Regions from separate parts of the Homo sapiens genome. Here region 1 is linked to region 2. A link is an interaction called in ENCODE POLR2A ChIA-PET data of the cell type or tissue named here. Cell type or tissue: A673. All regions are shown on one strand. Links, peaks and the distances in the headings refer to the core of each region. The heading gives the core; the rest is flanking DNA.

Region 1 (8,345 bases), core at 222-8,221, 900 kb after region 2:
CCCTCAGTACAGCTTTAGCTGTGTCTCACGACTTTTGATATGTTGTATTTTCATTATCATTCAGTTGAATGTATTTTTTAAAAAACTCTTGAGACTTCATCTTTGACCTATGGATAATTTAGAAATGTGTTATTTAGTTTCCAAGTGTTTTGAGATTTTTCTTATTGATGTCTAATTTTATTCCATTGTGGCTGGAGAATACACTGTATGATTTCAATTATCTTGAATTTGTTGAAGTGTGTTTGGCTCAGAATAGAGTCTGTCTTGGTATAAGCTCTGTAGGCAACTGTCAAGAATGTATATTCTGCTGTTGTTGGGTGGATTGTTCTATAAATGTTGATTAGATCCTGTTGGTTGACGGTATTGTTCCATTCTTCTATACCCTTGCCAATATTCTGTCTGGTTATTCTATCAATTGTTGAGAGGGAGGTATTGAAATCTCCAGCAGTAATTGTGGATTAGTCTATTTCTCCTTTCAGTTCCGTTGGTTTTTGTTTTGCCTATTTTGCAGCTCTGTTGTTGCATACACATTTATGATTGCTAAATCTTTGGTGGATTGTTTCTTTTATCATTATACCATGTCCCTCTGTCCCTCTGGGTCTCTGATAATTTTCTTTGCTCTGAAGTCTACTTTGTCTGAGATATACATTATATATATAATCTCAGTTTGTTTACCTTCAACCTATCTATACTATTATGTTTTAAATTGATTTTTATAGATATTATATAGTTGGATCATGTTTTTTTAACCCACTCTGCCAATCTCTGTATTTTAATTGTCATATTGTAACCATTTACACTTAATGTAATTATTGACATGACGTAAATCTGACTTTTTTTCTCTGTTCTTGTTTGCATTTTTCTCTTTTTTCCTTTCTTTCCTATGGGTTATTTAAACATTTTTAAGAATGTAGTGTTGGTTTATCTATGGCATTTTTGAATGTCCCTGTATTAGTCTGTTGTCATGCTCCTAATAAAGACATACCTGAGACTGGGTAATTTATAAAGGAAAGAGAATTAATTGACTCACAGTTCCACATGGCTGGGGAGGCCTCATAATCATGGCGTATGGTGAATAAGGAGCAAAGTCACATCTTATATGGCAGCAGGCAAGAGAAAACTTGTGTAGGGGAGCTCACCTTTATAAAGCCATAAGATTAATGAGACTTATTCACTATCATGAGAACAGTACAGGAAAGACCTGTCCCCATGATTCAGTTACCTCCCACAACACATGGGAATTATGGCAACTGCAATTCAAGATGAGATTTGGGTGGGCACACAGTCAAACCATATCAGTTCCTCTTTGCATGGCGTTTTAGTTGCTGTAGGTATTACATTATAGATTCATAATTTATCACAGTCTACAGGTGTCATAATTTTGCCAATTTTAGTGAAGTGTAGAAATCTTATTTGCCTTTATGACCCCTTACTATCCTCATTTATAATATAATTGTTTTAAATATTTCTATTACATAATTAGAACTATATCAGAGGGTGCCATAATTTTTTACTTCAAATTTCAAACATAATTTAGAAAACTTAAGACAAGGAAAGTGATATGATTTGGTTATGCGTTCTCACCCAAATCTTATCTCAAATTGTAATCCCCATGTATTGAGGGAGGGACCTGGTGAGAGGTAATTGGATCATGGGGCATTTTCCCCCGAGCTCTTCTCATGATAGTGAGTGAGTTCTCATGAGATCTGATGGTTTAAAAGTGTGTGGCTTTTTTGCGTGCTCTCTTTTGCTCCTGCTTTGCTGTGGTAAGACGTGCTTGTTCCCCTTCTGCCTTCTGCCATGATTGAAAGTGTCCTGAGGCCTCCCCAGCCATGTGGAACTGTGAGTCAATTAAACCTCTTTTAATTATAAATTATCCAGTCTCAGGTATGACTTTATAGCAGTATGAAAACAGACTAATACAGAAAGTGTATTGTATTTATCGACATTTTTGTTTGCTGTTTTCTTCCTTCCTTTCTGATTTTCAAAGGTCTGATTTTCTTCTTTTGTCATTTCTTTTGTATTTATAGAACTTCTTTTATCCTTTCTTTTATTATAGGTCTGTTTGCTACAAATTCTCTTAGTTTTGTTTCATTTGAGAATGCCTTAATTTCCCCTTAATTTCTGATATTTTTGTTAGATATAGGATTCTGGGTGGACAGTTATTTTCTTTCAACACTTGAAAAATATGCCATTTCCTTCTAGAGTCCATGGTTTCTGATGAGAAATATGCTGTTATCTGAATTGGTTTTTATCTATAGGTAAGGTGTCATTTCTCTCTTGCTGTTTTAGGTTTTTTCCTTTGTTTTAATTTTCAGAAGTTTGATTATGATAGATTTTTGCATAGATTTATTTGGTTTGACCCTGTTTTTGGTTTTCTCAGCTTGCTGAATCTTTAGGTGTTACCAAATTTGGAAGGTTTTAGTCATTATTTCCTTTACCAGTTTGTCAGCCCTGTGCCCTTTCTCCTCTCCTTCAAGAACTCTGATAATACAAAAGATGTATCTTTTGTTACAGTCTCACAAATCCCTATGGCTCTGTTTATCATTCTTTTTCAGTCTACTTTCTTTCTGTTGGTCAGACTGAGTAATTTCTATTGTTCTATGTTCCAGCTCACTGATTCTTCCCTGTCCCCTCCATTCTGCTGCTAAGCCCACCCACTGAGCCTGTTATTTTAATTATTGTATTTTTCACTTCTAAAATTTCAGTTTGGCTCTTTTCTTTGTATATCTTCTTGTTCTTTGCTGAGAGTTTCAATTTATTTGCTGAGAATTTCAATTTTTTATTGGTTTCTCGTGTGCTTATAATTGTTCATTGAAGCATTTTTATGACAGCTACTTTAGAATCTTTGTCAGATAATCTAACATCTCATTTCTCTCAGTGTTGGTATCTACTGATACCTCCCTAGCTGAAAAAGATATGAGTGACTCATTTCTGCTCCCCATGCAGCCTCAACTGACACCACTGATATGGGGTGTGGGCCTTCTTACACTGGGCTGTGGTGAAATCCTGGTTCTCCACTCTCCTTTGAGACTACACTAGCAGAGAGCGGGAGGCCTTATAACTCTGAGTTAGGGGTAAAAATCCAGACTGACCAGGTGATCTTTAAAGGCACCATGTAGTGATGGGAGATGCTTGTTACTGCTTGGTGGGGATAGAAGTCCTGGCTCCCTATTCAACTTTCTCTGACACCACCTGACAGGTGATTGGGGCACATTCCTGCAAGGCTAGGCTCCCACTTGACCTTGGCTGGTGTGGGTAGTGGCTGAGCCACAGTTTTTCTTGGGTGTTTGGCTGGAGTAGGATGGTTATTGCCTGAAAGTTTTCTGTCTTGCTAGGCTGACTTTTGCTGGCCCTTTGGCTGTGGGGAGCAGGCTTTTGTCAGGGCGATTTTTGTCTGTGCCCACTGGTGTTTCCAGTTTGCTGGCTTGTTCAGTTCCAACTCTGGCATATGTGAGGCAAAACATTAACTTGGAACTCCTTATCATTTTGTTACTTGTGTGTTGAGGTTCCTAGCCTCCTGTCTGCCTTCTCTCCACCTCTCAGAATCTTCTTACCTAGTTATTGATTTTACATATAATGTCCAGGGTTTTTAGTTGTACTTACCAGGAGGAATAGGGAAAAGTACATCTCCTTCATCTCATAAGCTCAAATTCTGGCATCACATTTTTAATTATAAGAAACATGCTGTGTAATCCCAGCACTTTGGAAGGCTGAGGCAGGCAGATCACGAGGTCAGGAGGTCGAGACCATCGTGGCTAACACGGTGAAACCCCATCTGTACTAAAAATACAAAAAATTAGCCGGGTGTGGTGGCGGGCGCCTGTAGTCCCAGCTACTCAGGAGGCTGAAGCAGGAGAATAGAGTGAACCCGGAAGGCAGAGCTTGCAGTGAGCTGAGATGGCGCCACTGCACTCCAGCCTGGGGAACAAAGCGAGACGCCGTCTCAAAAAAAAAAAAAAAAAAAGAATCATGCTCATTTTTACTAACTTGTAATAGATTCTGGCCTGATGGATTATAATTTTGAAAACACAATCAAGATCCAAAGACAAGAAAAGCTTCGTCAAAGGGACTGTGTTCTATATACCATGTACCAAATGTGCTGATTTTTACAACTGTGACTTGCTTCTGTGAGCAAATCTTGTAATTGGAACCCTCACTGAAGCTTTCTTCTTAGAAGTCCATGTTGAGAAATGCACTGATGTGAGATTAGCATCTGAACATGTTGCTTAACATAGCTAGTATTTCCACACAAACTCATAGCTACTATTTCCACACAAACTGTGATTTATATCAGGAAATGGGCTCTTGACAGTTCTTAAAGAAACACAACCAGCTAATTCGTGGCAAACCCATATTTGGCAGACTTGGGTTATTGGAGCAGGAAAAATAATTTCTTAAAAACAGTAGTTGCCCCCATTAAAAAGTAGGCAAAGGACATGAACAGACACTTCTCAAAAGAAGACATTCATGCAGCCAACAAACATATGACAAAAAGCTCTACATCACTGATCATTAGAGAAATGCAAATCAAAACCACAATGAGATACCATCTCATGCCAGTCAGAATGGCAATTATTGAAAGGTCAAGAAACAACAGATGCTGGCAAGGCTGTGGAGAAAAAGGAACGCTTCTACACTGTTGGTGAGAGAGTAATTTAGTTCATTGTTTAAGACAGTGTGGCAATTCCTCAGAGATCTAGAAGCAGAAATACCATTTGATCCAGCAACATCCAGCAATCCCATTATTGGGCATATACCCAAAGGAATATAAATCATTCTGTTATAAAGATACATGCACATGTATGTTAATTGCAGCACTATTCACAATAGCAAAGTTATGGAATCAACCCAAATGCCCATCAACACTAGACTGGATAAAGAAAATGTGGTACATGTACACCATGGAATACTGTGCAGCCATAAAAAGGAATGAGATCATATCCTCTGCAGGGACATGGATGGAGCTGGAAGCCGTTATCCTCTGCAAACTAATGCAGGAACAGAAAACCAAACACCGCATGTTCTCACTTATAAGTGAGAGCTAAACAATGAGAATACATGGTCACATGTTGGGGAACAACACACACTGAGGCCTGTCAGAAGGTGCACTGGGGGGAGAGCATCAGGAAGAATAGCTAATGGATGATGGGCTTAATACCTACCTGATGGGTTGATCTGTGCAGCAAACTACCATGGCACATGTTTATCTGTGTAACAAATCTGCAAATCCCGCACATGAACCCTGGAACTTAAAATAAAAGTTGATTAAAAAAATAGTAGGTGCATGATTGTGCCTGTGAATAGCCACTGCAGTCCAGCCTGGGTAACACAGTGAGACCTGTTTCTGAACATAAATAAATAAATAAATGGTAGGTGTAACAGGTGTGAGAAGGCTGGAAGGTGCTGGAAGATGAGACACAATGCTTGGTTTCTGATCCAAGCATTCAGTGTCTGGTAGGAGAGAGAAATACAAAGAAATGATCCTGGGGCGGTGGTATAGTAGGGAAGAGACTCCTGGAGACACCATGGAGGGAGAAGCAACCTGCAGGGGAGGATAGTGAGGCACAGATAGACTTGGTATGGGCCTTGTAGTGAGGTGAGAAGCAGCATCTGAGCTGAAATTGTGGGGGCGATGATGGGGTGCAGGGAGCAGCATGCAGAGTCATGGAGGAAGATCCATTACTGCTGAAGGAGAGTGGGTGTGGGGCAGCATCAGAAGACAAGGCTGGAAGAATAGGCAGAGACAGATTGCAAAAGATCTGGATGCCATGAACTGCGGAAAACATTTTTTTTTTTAAAGAAAAAGTTGGCTTTGAAGGGAAAAGGCCTTGTTTTGGTACCTCTGCAATAGTTTAAAATGCAAAGGCAAGACTAGGAAGATGAAGAAATGGGAAACTGTGACATGTGGAAGAAACAAAGGTGCTACCCTCCGAAGGCGTGGCTGAGCCTAGGAAATGGGAGGGCGGGGCAGGTGGAAGGTGTTTGCACAGATGATGGGGAATGTTTCATGGAAGAGGTGTCTTTCTCATGTCATTGGGTGACCCCAAGGCATAGGCCCAGGCCCACTGGGGAGCCACGGCCAGGCTGATTTGTCTTTGCCACAGGAATGTTTCCACACAGCTATGCATGGATGCCATGGCTGCCTATGAAGGAGTGAGCTCCCTGTTCCTGGAACGTGTTGTCCAATGTGTTGGATGTGCTGGCCAGTCAACCACTGAGCTAGTGAAATTTGAGAATTTGAGCTTCCAGTGGGCAATTGGATGAGACAATTTCCTGGGTCCCTTTTAGGCCTGAGGATCTATGATTCATATTTACTAATAGACTGGGTGGAAATCATGTTGGGATCAAAGTGTGAAACACTCGATTCTAACACAATCCACTCAGAGAAATGGAAGCTTTGCAATTTTCATTATTTATGTTTTCTGTGAGGATCTTTCTCAGTGCAAGGCACTTCTATAAGCCTTTGTCAGAATTTTCAGCCACTCCACGATTGGTATGATTCCTTCAGAGCTGAACTGTGAACCTGCTATGGGCTTAGCTGGGAAAATGTATCATCCATGTGAATCTAGATTGGATCATGTCCCCAGATGTGCCCCAGAATCAAACTTGCTCCAAGTTGGGGTCATTTGACCCAGGACTACTCTAAACCACTGCAGATTCAATATTTTCAGAGTTAGGAGGGAGCTCAGCCAGCCACGGGGAGAGAACAGAGCCATGCACAAAGGCCACAATATTGGGCAGGAACTGTGTTCTTGCCTTCACTGGCTGTATTCTCAAATATGCATTCTTCTTCTCTTTCCCTTCTCCTATCCACCTGTGGGGCTGATTAATAATCATCATAGCCAATCTATTGAACATTTGTAGTATTTTAGGCAATGTGACACATATTTAATCTCCTCAACAACACTAGAAGTAGAAGTTTTTTTTTTTTTTTTTGAGACAGAGTTTCATTTTTGCTGCCCAGGCTAGAGTGCAATGTTGCGATCTTGGCTCACCGCAACCTCTGCCTCCTGGGTTCAAGCAATTCTCCTGCCTCAGCCTCCCGAATAGCTGGGATTACAGGCATGCACCACCACACCCGGCTAATTTTGTGTTTTTAGTAGAGATGGGGTTTCTCCATGTTGGTCAGGCTGGTCTTGAACTTCCGACCTCAGGTGATCCGCCCACCTCGGCCTCCCAAAGTGCTGGGATTACAGGCATGAGCCACCATGCCTGGCCAGAAGTAGAAGTTTTTATCTCCACTTAACACAGGAAGAAACTGAAGGCCAGAGTGATTAGAACTTGCCCAAGTTTGCGGAGCTGGATGGAGCCACCAACTCCTGATCCTGAAGTATTCGAGTCCCGTGTATGACCTCATTTGATCTCTTTTAAAGGTTCAATCAATGATCTTTTTTCTCTTAAAAGGGAATAGAGGGTCCCCATTTTCTTCTCCACTACCAATATGAATAGAAATGTTATGAGGCTGTGTCTATGAAAAACATTCCATCGTAAATGTGAAGCACAAAGGAATATAAATCATTCTATTATAAAGATACATGCACATGTATGTTCATTGCAGCACTATTTTCACACACTGACCATGCCCATGAAACCACCACCAAGATCAAGACTCAGAACACAGCCGGTTCCCCGGATGCCCTGCCATACCCATGGCTTCCATCACCATAGCTCAGCTTTGCTGTCCTTGATCTCCTCATATGGGTCATGCATAGTGTCCTCTTTTGTATCTGGCTGCTTTTGCTCAGCATTTGTAAAAGCCATCCAGTGGCGTTCTGGTCAATTGGTTCTCAGAAGACAAAAAGCAAAACCAACCAAAAAATCAAAAAACAAAACAAGATCTCAGTTTTAACATTTACCAATGTCAACACCTCCACCATGGCTGATGTCAAGCTACCAATGATTTAAATTCCAGACTATTTCGTGATCAAGTCTTGTGAGCTGATATGGGCCAGCCCCATCATCTGCAGGACTCATTCACCTGGTGACGTGTGGTTGCATATCATGCATTTTCAGTGTCCCAGGTGTACAGATATGTGGGCTCTTTTTTATTGTGGCCTTTGGGCAAGTCACTGGTTTTGGAAGCAGCCTCTTTGGGGGAGTTTCATTTCTGTAGCTCTGTGATGCTAAGTTGCAGAGGTGTGAACACTGGGGCCAGAAACCTGCGGTCCTGGTCTTGTCTCTATCAGTAACCCTCTTGACTCCCATACTCAATCTTATCCATACAGATGGGAAGCCGCATTCCTCCTCACAGGCTTGTGAGGTCACTTACCACTCATTAGGTGCTTAATAAAGGGTTTCTCCCTCCCTTTCTCTCTCTTTTTCATCTCAGAGAAGGTGACTGT
Region 2 (8,345 bases), core at 219-8,218:
TGTAAAGGACCTCTTCAAGGAGAACTACAAACCGCTGCTCAACGAAATAAAAGAGGACACAAACAAATGGAAGACCATTCCATGCTCATGGATAGGAAGAATCAATGTTGTGAAAATGGCCATACTACCCAAGGTAATTTATAGATTCAATGCCATCCCCATCAAGCTACCAATGACTTTCTTCACAGAATTGGAAAAAACTACTTTAAAGTTCATATGGAACCAAAAAAGAGCCCGCATTGCCAAGACAATCCTAAGCCAAAAGAACAAAGCTGGAGGCATCACCCTACCTGACTTCAAACTATACTACAAGGCTACAGTAACCAAAACAGCATGGTACTGGTACCAAAACAGAGATATAGACCAATGGAACAGAACAGAGCCCTCAGAAATAATGTCACACATCTACAACCACCTGATGTTTGACAAACCTGATAAAAACAAGAAATGAGGAAAGGATTCCCTATTTAATAAATGGTGCTGGGAAAACTGGCTAGCCATACATAGAAAGCTGAAACTGGATCCCTTCCTTACACCTTATACAAAAATTAATTCAGGACGCATTAATGACTTAAATGTTAGATGTAAAACCATAAAAACCCTAGAAGAAAACCTAGGCAATACCATTCAGGACATAGGCATGGGAAAGGACTTCATGTCTAAAACACCAAAAGCAATGGCAACAAAAGCAAAAATTGACAAATGGGATCTAATTAAACTAAAGAGCTTCTGCACAGCAAAAGAAACTACCATCAGCAAACAGGCAACCTACAGAATGGGAGAAAATTTTTACAATCTACCCATCTGACAAAGGGCTGATATCCAGAATCTACAAAGAACTTAAACAAATTTACAAGAAAAAATCAAACAACCCCATCAAAAAGTGGGCAAAGGATATGAACAGACGCTTCTCAAAAGAAGACATTTATGCAGCCAAAAGACACATGAAAAAATGCTCATCACTGGCCATCAGAGAAATGCAAATCAAAACCACAATGAGATACCATCTCACACCAGTTAGAATGGTGATCATTAAAAAGTCAGGAAGCAACAGGTGCTGGAGAGGATGTGGAGAAATAGGAACACTTTTACACTGTTGGTGGGGCTGTAAACTAGTTCAACCATTGCAGAAGACAGTGTGGCGATTCCTCAACGATCTAGAACTAGAAATACCATTTGACCCAGCCATCCCATTACTGGGTATATACCCAAAGGATTATAAATCATGCTGCTATAAAGACACATGCACATGTATGTTTATTGTAGCACTATTCACAATAGCAAAGACTTGGAACCAACCCAAATGTCCATCAATGATAGACTGGATTAAGAAAATGTGGCACATATATACCATGGAATACTATGCAGCCATAAGAAAGGACGAGTTCATGTCCTTTGTAGGGACATGGATGAAGCTGGAAACCATCATTCTGAGCAAACTATCACAGGGATAGAAAACAAAACACTGCATGTTCTCACTCATAGGTGGGAACTGAACAATGAGACCACTTGGACGTAGGATGGGGAACATCACACACCAGGGCCTGTTGTGGGGTTGGGGGATGGGGGAAGGATAACATTAGGAGTTATACCTAATGTAAATGATGAGTTAATGGGTACAGCACACCAACATGGCACATGTATACATATGTAACAAACCTACACATTGTGCACATGTACCCTAGAACTTAAAGTATAATAATAACAAAATGTCAAAAAAATAAAGAAAAAAAAAAACTGGTTGCCACTGTATATACAGATGCTTCAGAAGCCTTTGCACGAAGATAAAGCATTCCCTCAGCAAATACTTATGGAAGGCCTTGCAGGTGAACAAGGCACACAACTGGCAGGGAAGGCAGGCATTTCAAGAGCATGTAAGAGCCACCTTGCATTACAGACAGGGGCAGGCCCTACCCAGGAAAAGGACCAACTCAGCATAATTGAAGGGACACTGGAGAAGACTCCCCAGTGACACGGGAAGACTCCCCAGTGACAGAGGAAGACTCCCCAGTGACAGAGGAAGACTCCCCAGTGACAGGGGAAGACTTTCCAGTGGCAGCTAAGCCAAGACCCAATGAATAGAAGGCAGACAGAGAATGGATGACAGGGTAGAAATAAAGAAGAAGGGGCGGATACACACACACACACACACACACAGACACACACACACCCACAGACAGTTTCTTCTGATGAGTTAATCTGATGGCAGTTAGTGCAATGAAGGAAACTGCAAAGGCTCTGCCTAGAGAAAATCAGAGCTAGGACTGTTCAGAGAAAGCTTCCTCAAGATGTTTTGGTAAAGAAGAAGCCAGCCACGGTAAGGCTGGTGGTGGTGGTGGTAATGGTGGTGGGGATTCCACACACAGGTAACAGAAAGCACAAAGGCCCACTGCAGATAAGAGCAATCAAGGGAAATGGTGACTTGGGATGAAGCTGGAGAGGTGGGTAAGGCAGCGGCCTTGGAGGTGGAGGGAGGAGTCTGGTTTGTGTCCTAGGTGCAATGGCAAGTCTGGAGAATGGCATGGTCTGGTGTCGACTTTACACACTGGCTGCTCTGGGAGGATGGATTTCACTGGGGCAAGAGCAGAAGTGCACCCCAGTTAGAAGGCTCCATGCCAAAACCTTCACTATGGTGGAAGACACCCTGTGCAGGGGTGACAGTGCAAATGGAGGGCAAAGGACTCCGGAGGCTAGAGGTACAACCCACAGGGCCCTGATGGGCAGGACTTGAGGGGAAGGGAAGGCAGAGGCAGGATCACTGTCAGGTTCGAGCTTAGTCTCTGGGGGGAGCAGGGGGTGGTGACCGACCAAGATGGGTAAGTCTGGAGGCAGACGGGAGACATTCTGGCAGGGAAGGCAGGTGCAGATACTAGTCTGCATCTCTGGGCTGTGATGTAATTTGGTAATTTCAAAATCATGAAGTTGGATGAGATCACATACACAGAGAGGAGACAAACACCCAGGCCTAAGACCAGAGGCACTGGATGAAGAAGACGGAGTCCAGCTTGCCCACACCTCACCAGGCAAGCCTGCCCAGCACCACGTGTCCAGCCATGACAGGAGAGCAGCTCAGCAAGTGCTGTCGGTTGCCTCGAATGCTGCTGACAGGTCCAAGGGGGTGGGGACAGAAAGAGGCTGCTGGAGGTGGCAATAAGGACTTGGCTGGGGACCTGCAAAGAACAGTTTCTGTGAGGCAATCAGGATGGGAGCCAGCCTGGAATGGACTGGAACATGGATGGGAACAGAGGAATAGAAGACAGCTTGTGCAGAAGCTGCTCTCCAGAAGCTTGGCTGTGAAGGGAACTGGAGAAGGCGTGATCATTGGAACAGGATGTGGCATCAGGGGAGGACATCTTTTTGAATAGTTGGGAAAATCTGCTGGGACTGCATATGCTGACAAGAATTATGCATCAGAGAGGGAAAAAGGTGACAATGTTAACTGCCAGATGAGAAGACAGGAGCGGGAGGAGGGAAAGGTCTAGAGCACCATGGAGGGACAAACCCCTGATAGGAAAGGACAGTGGGTGAGACTGGGCACACCACTGTTGATTTGGTGAGGGAAGGTGCGGATCCCTGCCTTATTCCGCCCTTAGCCCATCTAACTTGCGTTTGGCCTTCAGATCTCAGTTCCAACATCACTTCCCATCGTGGGCCCTTGGCTCAGTTACGTTACCTTTCAACATCCTTTGTTCTCCATTGAAGCACTTGTCCTCGCTTGTAATTGACATCTGCCTGGTATCTGTCTGCTCACAGTCTCTCCCCACGAAAGGTAGGGCCTGTGTCTCTCTTTGCTCCCCACTGTGAACCCATGGCCTCATACAGAGCCTGGCCAGGTAGGCAGCACCTGATAAGCACTTATCGGCTGCAGAGACTGATGAACAAGATGGAATCATGCAATCATGCCTGTCGTAACCATCAGGCAATGGCAAAGGCCTAGCTTCTAAGTAAAGAACAACTTTGGTGTGTTGACATCGTCCCTTGCAGGTACGGGACTTTCTCTTAAACATTTTGAAAAATCACTCAATTTCTTCAAGATGTAGATGGGAACCACGAAAGGGTCTTGACATCATGAAAGAGGATCTTCAGAAGAACCCTCAGCACAAGAGAATTGAGTCCGAGTGACTTTCCCTGACACGTAAGGCCTTCCACAGAAGGTCCTCTCTTACCTTCCTTCCTCCTTAATGACTCCATGACGCTCATGCTACAACCAGCCTTCTCCCGAGAGAAGCAGAAGTTCCGGAGAGCAGGTTCTCAGGAGCTTCTGTTCCTCTGGGCATCTCCCAGACCTGCAGAGCCCGGGACAGGGTGAGAGCCCACAGGACGCTGCACCTCTTTTGGAAGACTCTCCCCACCAACCTTTGGTGCAGCGGAACCCTCTTTTCTTGCACCCCAGCTCCAGACCCCCCATGTCTAAGATGCCTTCTCTGACTCCTTCCTGCCTCAGGAGGCTCTGAACTTCTGGGTCGCCACATCATAGGATCCTGCTTACTCAGCTTGTCATACGGGTCTCTCTGGCAGTAATGAACTTTAACACTCTCATGGCATCTCCCACCCACCTGAGCACAGGCTAGCTGCTTACATTTTTTACTTTTGAGACAGGGTCTCTCTGTCGCCCAGGCTGCAATGCAGTGGTGCAGTCATGGCTCACTGCAGCCTCAACCTCCCAGGCTCAAGTGATCCTCCCACCTCAGCCTCCCGAGCAGCTGGGACTATAGGCACACAGCACCATGCCTGACTAATTTCTGTATTTTTTGTAGAGATGGGGTTTTGCCAGGCTGCCCAGGCTGGTCTTGAACTCCTGGGCTCAGACAGTCTACCTGACAGTCTACCTGTCTTGGCCTCCCAAAGTGCTGGGATTACAAGCATGAGCTACCACACTGGGCCTATCTGGCCTATACACGGGGAAATAGGAAAGGAAGTGACTCAGCAAAGCCCCCTGCCAGATAGAGTCCTCCCAAGGGTCTCCTATCACTGTGGCATCCTCCCTCACAGCAGTCAAAGTGACTACACTTGTACCCACAGACTATCCCAACTGCAGAACCAACTTCCCACTTGTAAAAACACAATGACGTGCAGGCTTACTGAGCACATGCAGGGGCACCGTTGACCTCAATGAGCCACACCTTCAGCTCCTCATCGACCATGAAGTCAAAGCCGAAGAGCTGGAAGCTCTGGTAAGGGAGGTGCTTGGTGCTAATGGCAGGCTCCACGCTCAGGAGGCAGTTCCTATGAGGCAGGAGGGGAAATGCTCATTAGAACGGGGTGGTCAAAGGAGAAGGAAGACATGAGGTGTGCTTGAAAGATTTTATATGAGATGAATACAAATATCAGCTTATCAGCTTTAATTCTCTGTTTCCTTTTTTTTTTTTTTTTTTTTGAGACGGAGTTTTGCTCTTGTTGCCCAGGCTGGAGTGCAATGGCATGATCTTGGCTCATGGCAACCTCCGCCTCCTGGGTTCAAGAGATTCTCCTGCTTCAGCCTCCCGAGCAGCTGGGATTACAGGCATGCGCCACCGCACCCAGCTAATTTTGTATTTTCAGTAGAAACAGGGTTTCTCCATGTTGGTCAGGCTGGTCTCGAACTCCCGACCTCAGGTGATCCGCCCACCTCGGCCTCCCAAAGTGCTGGGATTACAGGTGCGAGCCATCGTGCCCGGCCTAATTCTCTCTTTTCAACTTATTACCATTAGGTTACTCAAGAGAATGTTACTTATCAAGCATTTGTTAGAAAACTGCAACCACTCGTGTTCTTCCAGGCAAAAGCCACTTTCCCATGTCTCAAGAAGCAGTAGAGTGCCGAGTCATTGTGGCCTCTGTAAATGAAGATTCTTCCAACAGCTGGGCTGCTGCCATGTTTGTTTATAACACGTAAAACATTTCCATGTATTTTTGCCATGTAAAGAATGGACTGCCCTTTGGTGAAGGGCAGGATTTGCAAAAAAAAAAAAAAAAAAAAACATGTTGACCTCACGATGTCGCTAGTTCTAGTTCCAATGGCAAATTATTGCTAATTACAAGATTTAAGAGCTATACATGTTGAAACTAAATGTTGAAATGTAGAAGTATTATTAGCAACAATGAATGGAAAAATGGCAGGATTTTAGTGACACAATAAAAAAGTTGAAAGTGTATTTTGGAAATACAATGAACAAGTACATGAGGTCTCAGGTCAGACCAAAATCTTGAACAAGTGATTGTTCAGTGAGATAATTACATAAGGAACTTGTCATAACTCCTGGCACCTAGGAAGCATTTTAATAAATGTTACTGTTATGAACAATTTTTCATCATATTTCCTTATGATAACCATATATCTATTATTTAGGAAGAATAAATACCTCTTATCTACAACTATCCCAGAAAACCTATGCCATTTCTGTTTTATAAAGATCTTCCCTGATTTTTCACCCAACTGAATGCTGGGGCAAAATATTTCTCTCAGTAAATAAAATGTGCTACAATGACTCTGGTGTACCAGAGATAACTGTCCTTCTACACAGCTGTGTATTTGGAAGGAAAAAGATACAGGGGCCAGCCGGGCGCGGTGGCTCACGCCTATAATCCTACCACTTTGGGAGGCCGAGGCGGGTGGGTAACCTCAGGTCAGGAGTTCGAGAGCAGCCTGACCAACATGGCAAAACCCCATCTCTACTAAAATTACAAAAATTAGCCAGGCATAGTGGCAGGTGCCTATAATCCCAGCTACTCCAGACGCTGAGGCAGGAGAATCGCTTGAACACAGGGGGCAGAGGTTGCAGTGAGCTAAGACTGTGCCACTTCACTCCAGCCTGGGTGAAAGAGCAAAATTCTGTCTCAAAAAAAAAAAAAAGAAAAGAAAAAGAAAAAGATACAGGGAACTGTCGTCCATGTGACTAACTCTAAGACGTAGCTCTAGATGCAGGTTTTGACTCATGACTTTAATAAAGAACTGAGGCCTTTGTGAACTTGGAGCCAGGGTCAATCCTCCGCCCTCGGCCCTCCACAAACTTCAATCTCCTTTTCTTTTTTCCTAAAAAGAAAAATATTTTAATTGATACATTTAAACCTTTAAAAACTATTTTGGCTTAAATGGTTCTTTTAAGATGAGTCATTTAAAAACTAATTATAATAAAAATTTCTTCTCCCATTCATATTCAACCTGAATTGACAAGCACACATCACATTAAAAAAAAAAAATCCCTGTTCTACACAAGAATATCCTTAACTTTTGCTTTAATTAAAATACTCTTGGCTGGGCGAGGTGGCTCACACCTGTAATCCCAGCATATTGGGAGGCCAAGGCAGATGGATCACTTGAGGTCAGGAGTTTGAGACCAGCCAGACCAACATGGTGAAACCCTGGCTCTCTACTTAAAAAAAAAAAAAAAAAAAATTAGTTGGCTGTGGTGGCGCATGCCTGTAATCCCAGCAACCCAGCAACTCAGGAGGCTGAGGCAGGAGAATCGCTTGAACGTGGGAGGCAGAGGTTGCATGAGCCAAGGCTGCAGTGAGCCGAGATCATGTCACTGCACTCCAGCCTGGGAAACAGAGCGAGACCCTATCTCCAAAAAAAAAGCAGGAGACAGGGTCTCACTCTGTCGCCCAGGCTGGAGTGCAGGGGCCCAATCATGGCTCACTGCAGTCAGCCTTGACCTCCCCGAGCTCAAGCGATCCTCCCAATTCAGGCTTCCGAAGTAGCTGGGACTACAAGCATGCACCACCACACCCTGCTAATTTTTTTTGTAACTTTTGGAGACAGAGGTTTGTCATGTTGCCCAGGCTGGTCTTGAACTCCTGGGCTGAAGTGATCTGCCTGCCTCAGCCTCCCAAAGTGCTGGGATTAGAGGCATGAGCCACCGTACTTAGCCTGTTTTAATTAGAATATTCTTTAAAATATTATAATTAAGGAAGATTTAAAAGTTTAACAGATGCTTATGGTAAAAAAGAGAGAGAGAAAAAAATACTAAAATATAAAATGGGGGCTGGACACAGTGGCTCATGCCCGTAATCCCAGCACTTTGGGAGGCTGAGGGAGGCAGATCACTTGAGGTCAGGAGTTCAAAACCAGCCTAGCCAACATGGTGAAACCTCATCTCTACTAAACATACAAAAAATTAGCACTGAGTGGTGGCACATGCCTGTAATCCCAGCTAGTCGGGAGGCTAAGGCAGGAGAATCGCTCAAACCCGGGAGGCAGAGGTTGAAATGAGATGAGATTGCGCCACTGCACTTCAGCCTGGGTGACAGACCAAGACTCTGTCTCAAAAAAATAAGATAAAATAAAATTGAAAGAAGTATTACATTCCAACATAAAGAAAAACCTGAGAATCAGAAGCAAATCAAAACTAATTTTTTTTTTTTTTTTT

The links. Peaks named below come from ENCODE experiments on the same cell type or tissue, not always from the same donor. Only the 100,000 strongest peaks of a DNase experiment are listed, where the experiment ranks them.
Region 1: POLR2A ChIA-PET joins it to region 2 with 5 read pairs; 1 of 35 experiments calls an interaction of 5 or more read pairs at or near these places.

The regions. Positions count from the first base shown.
Region 1 is chr2:111,620,863-111,629,207 of GRCh38, reverse strand. No RefSeq gene overlaps it. Among named protein-coding and RNA genes, the nearest start is that of MIR4435-2HG, 130 kb to the right of the region's middle. In A673, for the core only: no CTCF peak of the experiment used is centred there; a DNase peak (open chromatin) is centred at 4,287; H3K27ac peaks cover 1,687 bases.
Region 2 is chr2:112,517,163-112,525,507 of GRCh38, reverse strand. TTL (tubulin tyrosine ligase) reads right to left here. Exons shown (of 7, transcript NM_153712.5): 6 at 5,083-5,226. Among named protein-coding and RNA genes, the nearest start is that of POLR1B, 21 kb to the left of the region's middle. In A673, for the core only: no CTCF peak of the experiment used is centred there; DNase peaks (open chromatin) are centred at 2,017 and 5,067; H3K27ac peaks cover 3,864 bases.